Linked DNA regions of Homo sapiens: region 2 is linked to region 1. A link is a contact called in ENCODE POLR2A ChIA-PET data. All regions are on one chromosome and are shown on one strand. Each heading gives the region's core, a stretch centred on a gene start or an enhancer-like site at or near the end of the contact. The rest is flanking DNA. Distances are from core to core; before and after follow the strand shown.

What was found. ChIA-PET counts read pairs that join two places held with the same protein, here RNA polymerase II (POLR2A).
Region 2: POLR2A ChIA-PET joins it to region 1 with 10 read pairs in WTC11. The contact joins the promoter of PRDM12 here to the promoter of GPRACR in region 1. POLR2A ChIA-PET finds 5 or more read pairs at or near these places in 2 of 52 experiments (PC-9 and WTC11).

What each region holds. Positions count from the first base shown.
Region 1 is chr9:130,142,811-130,145,596 of GRCh38, forward strand. It overlaps GPRACR (GPR107 adjacent cis regulating lncRNA), which reads right to left and starts at 1,409. Exons shown (of 2, transcript NR_135124.1): 1 at 434-1,409; 2 at 1-81. RefSeq lists an enhancer at 594-1,367.
Region 2 is chr9:130,663,218-130,666,003 of GRCh38, forward strand. It overlaps PRDM12 (PR/SET domain 12), which reads left to right and starts at 1,377. Exons shown (of 5, transcript NM_021619.3): 1 at 1,377-1,659. The coding sequence starts at 1,437. RefSeq lists enhancers at 1-660, 1,951-2,624.

The DNA.
Region 1 (2,786 bases), core at 159-2,658:
TGCAGCATCTCATTTCTTCCCTTTGTGCAGGAGTCTTGTCATGTGATTGGTCATCTCCAGCTGGTCCACTCTGATTGGCAGCTGGAAAAACATAACGGTCAACAACTCTAGTCTGGTAGGCAAACTCTTGAAGTCAGAGAAATAATTGGGTCCTGATCTTCAAGAGGCCGGGGGATTTCTGCTTGTTCTGATAAAACAGGCAGTGCAGGCTAAATCCAGAGCAGATATTGGCCCCAGTATGTGTTTCTGAGAAGAGCCTACTGCTCCCAGGCCCCAGGACCCTGGGTAGATCCTCCCTGCCCCCACCCAGGCTCCTTAATTTTCGAAGCTGCCTTTGGGTGGCCTGCCCTTCACCAGGAATCTGTCAGGTCGGCAGATTGGTAGCCGTAGACTCCCTCAGGCTAAGTAACAAGGAGGCTGGGTAAGTGCTTACCCTAAGGAAAGAAAGCGCAGACTTCCTGGAGGCTGGCATTGGCTTTGCCCTCCCGTAAGCCACCTGCATGGTGGGGCGTTTCTGAGAATCCGTCCTGAGCCCCTCGGCACTGGCCCGCCCACTCCCACGAAGAGAAGCACGCTCAGCAGTTGGGAACTGGATGTTGGGGGGTCGGTGTGACCCACTTGGGAGCTGCACCTTAAACTGCTCCTTCCCAGTTTGCCAAAGGAATGCTGACCTTTGCAAAAATGAGGGAGCTGCTCATTAACACACATCTGCAGGAATCGAGCTTGCGCCCTGCATCAGCCATTCTAGCGTATGTCCTTAGACATAACTGCGTCTCTGTCACTCAGAGCCCTGGTTCCAGTCGGCCTCCGTCGCCTAAGGTTCAACATCGTTCAGCACACGCTGGTATGGGCAGGGCTGCAGATGAAATGATGAGTAAGCCTGGCTGTGCCACACGGGAGAGAACAGTACTGAGGAGGGGAGCAAGCCACGGGGCAAAGCCATGGGGCACAGCTGAGCGGCAGCACCACGTCTCCTCCGTTCCCACTCACTTCTTCCCTCCACCTTTGCAGCCATCTCGCTGTCCCTCGGTCCCCTTACTCTGCATCTTTCCCCTTTCCATGTCACCTGGCTCCTTCCATGAAGCAATCAAGCTTGTTCAAGTTTTCCCATGAACAAAAAGCAGCTAACAAAAAAAACAGCTGCAGGCCCCCGTCCCCCTTCAGAGCTCTCTGAGTTCCGCTGCTTCATCTTCCAGACGCCCCGGCGCACTGTGGGCTGGTTTCCACCCTGCCACGGTCTGGCTAGAGTGACTCGCAACCTCTGGGGGCTTGACTATTGTCTTCCTTGACTTTAGCAGCTTATAACACAGTGGGAGAGTCTTCCCCTCTTGAGATGCCCGCCACCACTCCTCATATGCTCCGTCGACCAAATTCAACTTCCTGTGGTTTTCCAGGTCCTTCAGCTGTGTGGCCACGGTCAGCTCGTGTCTACCCTTTAGTGTCGGGTCCTGGGCTCTGTCCCAGCTCTAGCCCTGCCCAGTCTCTCCCACTCCCTGGCTGACACCCAGGAGTTTATTTCAGCCTAACGCTGTCCTGAGATCCTCATGGCTCATTCTGCTGCCTCCTGGGCTGGTCCTTTTTTTTTTTTTTTTTTTTTTTTTGAGACGGAGTCTCGCTTTGTCACCCAGGCTGGAGTGCAGTGGCACGATCTTGGCTCACTGCAACCCCCACCTCCTGGGTTCAAGCGATTCTCCTGCCTCAGCCTCCCGAGTAGCTGGGATTACAGGCACCCGCCACCACACCCAGCTAATTTTTTGTATTTTTAGTAGAGACACGGTTTCACCATGTTGGCCAAGCTGGTCTCGAACTCTGACCTCAAGTGATCCACCTGCCTCGGGGCGCTGGGATTACAGGTGTGAACCACCACGCCTTCCTGGGCTGTTTTAAAGAGACATCAAAAGCCATACTTTCAAAATGAAATGACCACGCTCCTCCCTGATCCTGGTTAAAACAAAACAAAACAAAACAAAAACCCACCTGGCCCTTATCCTGGATGCTTCCCTCTCCCCACCCCCACCCCGTCCTGTGGTTAAAGTCCACCCACTTCGGTCCCCACTGCTACTGCCCAGGCCAGCCACCCTCATCTAGATGACAGCACCAGCCACCTGCCAGCTGGCAGCCAGGCTTCTAGTCTTGCCCCGCTTCCAGCCTATTTGCCATGTGTTAGCCAGGGTGACTCTTCGAAAGTGCTTGCCCTCTGTGTTAAGTATAGAGATTACAGAAGTGAGCCAGGAGGGTACAAGATCAAGATAAAAAACAATTGTATTTCTATACAAAATAAACAGTTCAAAAATAAAGAAAAGAACTTCATTTACAATACCATCAACAAAATGAAATACTTAGTAATAAATGTAACAGCTACAAAACTTATACTGTGAAAACTATAAAATGTTGAAAGAAATTAAAACCTAAATAAATGGAAAGACATCCCATATTCGTGGATTGGAAGACAATATTGTTAAGATGACAATACTCCCCAAATTGATCTACAAATTCAGTGTAATTTCTAGCAAAATCCCAGATGGCTTCTTTGCACAAATTCACAAGCTGAAGCTCATATGCAAATATAAGGAATCAAGAATAGCAAAAACAATGTTGGGAAAAAAAGGACAGAGTTAATGAACTCACTTCTCAGTGGGTTTTTTTGTTTGTTTGTTTGTTTTGAGACGGAGTCTTGCTCTGTTGCTTAGGCTAGAGTGCAGTGGCACAATCTTGGTACACTGCAACCTCTGCCTCCTAGCTTCAAGTGATTCCTGCCTCAGTCTCCCGAGTAGCTGGGATTACAG
Region 2 (2,786 bases), core at 127-2,626, 520 kb after region 1:
AGGAGGCAAGAAGGAAGGGGCGCCGCAACGCCACCGGCTTCCCGAGGTTGCAGCTCAGCAAGGAGCCGGAAAGCCGGGCCGCAAGCCGAACCCGCACTGAGGCCTCTCGCGGAGCTGCCTGCAGTTTCTGAGGGACTTCGCTCTCAGGCACGCCTGCTCCCACCTAGGAAGGGTCTCGGGACCCCTTTCAATCCCCCTATATCCCGTAGGAAATTCTTTTCCCAGAGACAGGCTGCCAGGGCGATTCCTGTCCGCCCATCTCGACCCCCGACCTGGCCCCGCAAGGGCCGGGAGCCTGGCCTTCCATGAAGCTGTCTCAGGCCGGGACCAGCCCCAGCCCCGACGGCCGCTGCGGCCCCGCCTCGGCAGCCCCGTGAGCCCGCGGAGGAGTTTCGCACCCGACCGTGCACAGCGACCGAGTTGGCGCGGCCCGTATGAAGCGAAGCGCCGGCTTCAGCAGCGCAGTCTGAGCAGGGGATCCGCGTGGCAACTAGGGCTGCGCGCGAGCTCGGGGCGACTGTGGCGGCCCGGGGAGTGCAGGGCCGGAGAGGGAAGAGGACGCGGGCTCTGGCCGGGGAGGGAGAGCGGTGCAGGGCTGGGCCGGCCAGCCGGGGCAGCAAAGTAAAGGTGAACGCCGGGCTGGGCCAGGCCGGTGAACATAGATCAGGCCTGAGGGGAGCGCGGGGCCCGAAGCCAGGCGTCCCCTCTTGTCTAGCCTGGTCCCTGGAGTCCTAGAGAGCCTCGCCGCACCCCCTCCCCTTCTCCGTCCCCTCCTCTCCTCAGAGCCGGCTGAGCCTCCCTCCCTGCCCTGCGCTTCCCACGGGGAGAGAAGGAAAAACAGGAGGGGGGAGGAAGGACCAGGAAGGGGAGAGAGGAGTGGAGGGGTACTGTTTGGAGCGGTCCGCGCGCCCCCGCCCCTCGCGCTCTCGCGACGAAGGCTCCTCGAGCCCAGCCGGGTACAACAAGTCTGTCCTCCGACGTCAGGGGGTCATTAATAACCAATTAGGAGGGTCACTGCGGCTCCTATAAAGGCGCTGAGATTTTGCCAAGGGGAAGACGGCCCCGGCCGAGTGTGCGAGAGGCTAGCGCGCGCCTGAGCCCCTTGCTGCCGCTTCCCTGCAACCACCCGCCTCTCACCCACCCTGCACCCCCCGCACCCGCCTCCGCCTCCACCCGCGTCTCTCCACCCTCCGCGCCGCCTTTGCCATCTCTACAGATTTCACCATCTCTCTTCCCCTCTCCCCCTCGTTCGCTTTCCTCCCAGTCGCCCCCTCACCTCCCGCTCCCTCCTGCGTCCTCCTCCTCTCCGTCCTCCCCCTGCTCTGGTTCCTTCTCCATCGCAGCGCTCTCCTCTCGCCCCTTGGGCTCCCCTCTCGCCCGCCCACCTCCCCCGTCGGCCCGGCCGTCCCCCGGCGCCGGGGAGCTCCGGGCCGCCCATGATGGGCTCCGTGCTCCCGGCTGAGGCCCTGGTGCTCAAGACCGGGCTGAAGGCGCCGGGACTGGCGCTGGCCGAGGTTATCACCTCCGACATCCTGCACAGCTTCCTGTACGGCCGCTGGCGCAACGTGCTCGGGGAGCAGCTCTTCGAGGACAAGAGCCACCACGCCAGCCCCAAGACAGCCTTCACCGCCGAGGTGCTGGCGCAGTCCTTCTCCGGCGGTGAGTCCAGCCGTCGGAGCCCGGCGCAATCCCTCCTCCCGGCGACCCCCATTCCCGTCCTGGCGATGCGCGAGACGCGGCTGGGATACCCGGCCTCGCTGCTACTCGCGCCAACCTGGGCTCTCCCGGCGCTCGGTGCACCTCAGTTTCCCCATGGGCCAAACCAGGACGCGAGCCACCAAGCAGCTCCGCAGCCCACCCGGCTCAAGGACCGACCCCGGCGACCCCGTCGCTCGGCCCCGACGCCCCCGCCGGCCCCTCCCTTCCCCTCCTGCGCTTGAGCTGGCGGGTTCCCGGCATTTACAGCCTTACTAGGCGTGTAATAGCAGTTGACTCAAAAAGAAGGGGTTTTAAATTCATTTAGTTAACTTGGGCTTGACCCACGAAAGTTCCCACTTAAACCAAGAACTTTAAAAGGCAGCCGGGGCTGGGGAGGGGGTGGAGGGAGGGCGGGCGGGGAGAAAAAGCCGCGGGGAGAGCGAGGGAGAGAAAGAGAGAGCGAGAAAAGTTTCTTTTCTTTAAGATGTCTCAAGTTCTTATTCCTCATTCATCAACCCGCAAACAATATCTTTCCCTGGCTCTGGCATCTCTGCGCGTCGCCCTCTTTTCCCCCTTTACGATTTCTGTTCCTCTCTTAATTTACCGTGAAGACTAATTCCACTTCCATTCACGCTATGTCAACCATCTAATCCCCCTTTTTTGTAAGGGGAATTCCTCGGCCCCTTTTAAACAAGTCCCCTCCGCATTGAGCTACAATTTACTGCTACAGCATTCTTCCAGGGCTAATGAATTTAGAATTAGCAATTTCTTTCGAATGGAGCCGAATGAATGCGATCACTTTAACAGCGTGACAAATTGCCCGCCGCGCCGCAATGGACACCGTTTAACCCCCCCCTTTCAGCCGGCCCGCTCGCCGGGTATTTTCCCAGGTAGCTTAGAGGGGAACCTTGTAAGACATGGAGGCCGCCCTTGTGCGCCTCGCCGCTTCCAGCCCTGCCGCAGATGCCCGACAGGGGAACCCTCGGGGAGCTGGGGGCCGCCGCGGCTCCTCCCCGCCCAGAGAGATGACATCGGGGTTTGTCTGAGCCCGGGCGCCGCCCTCCCTGGCACCCCAGGGCCTGGGAGCA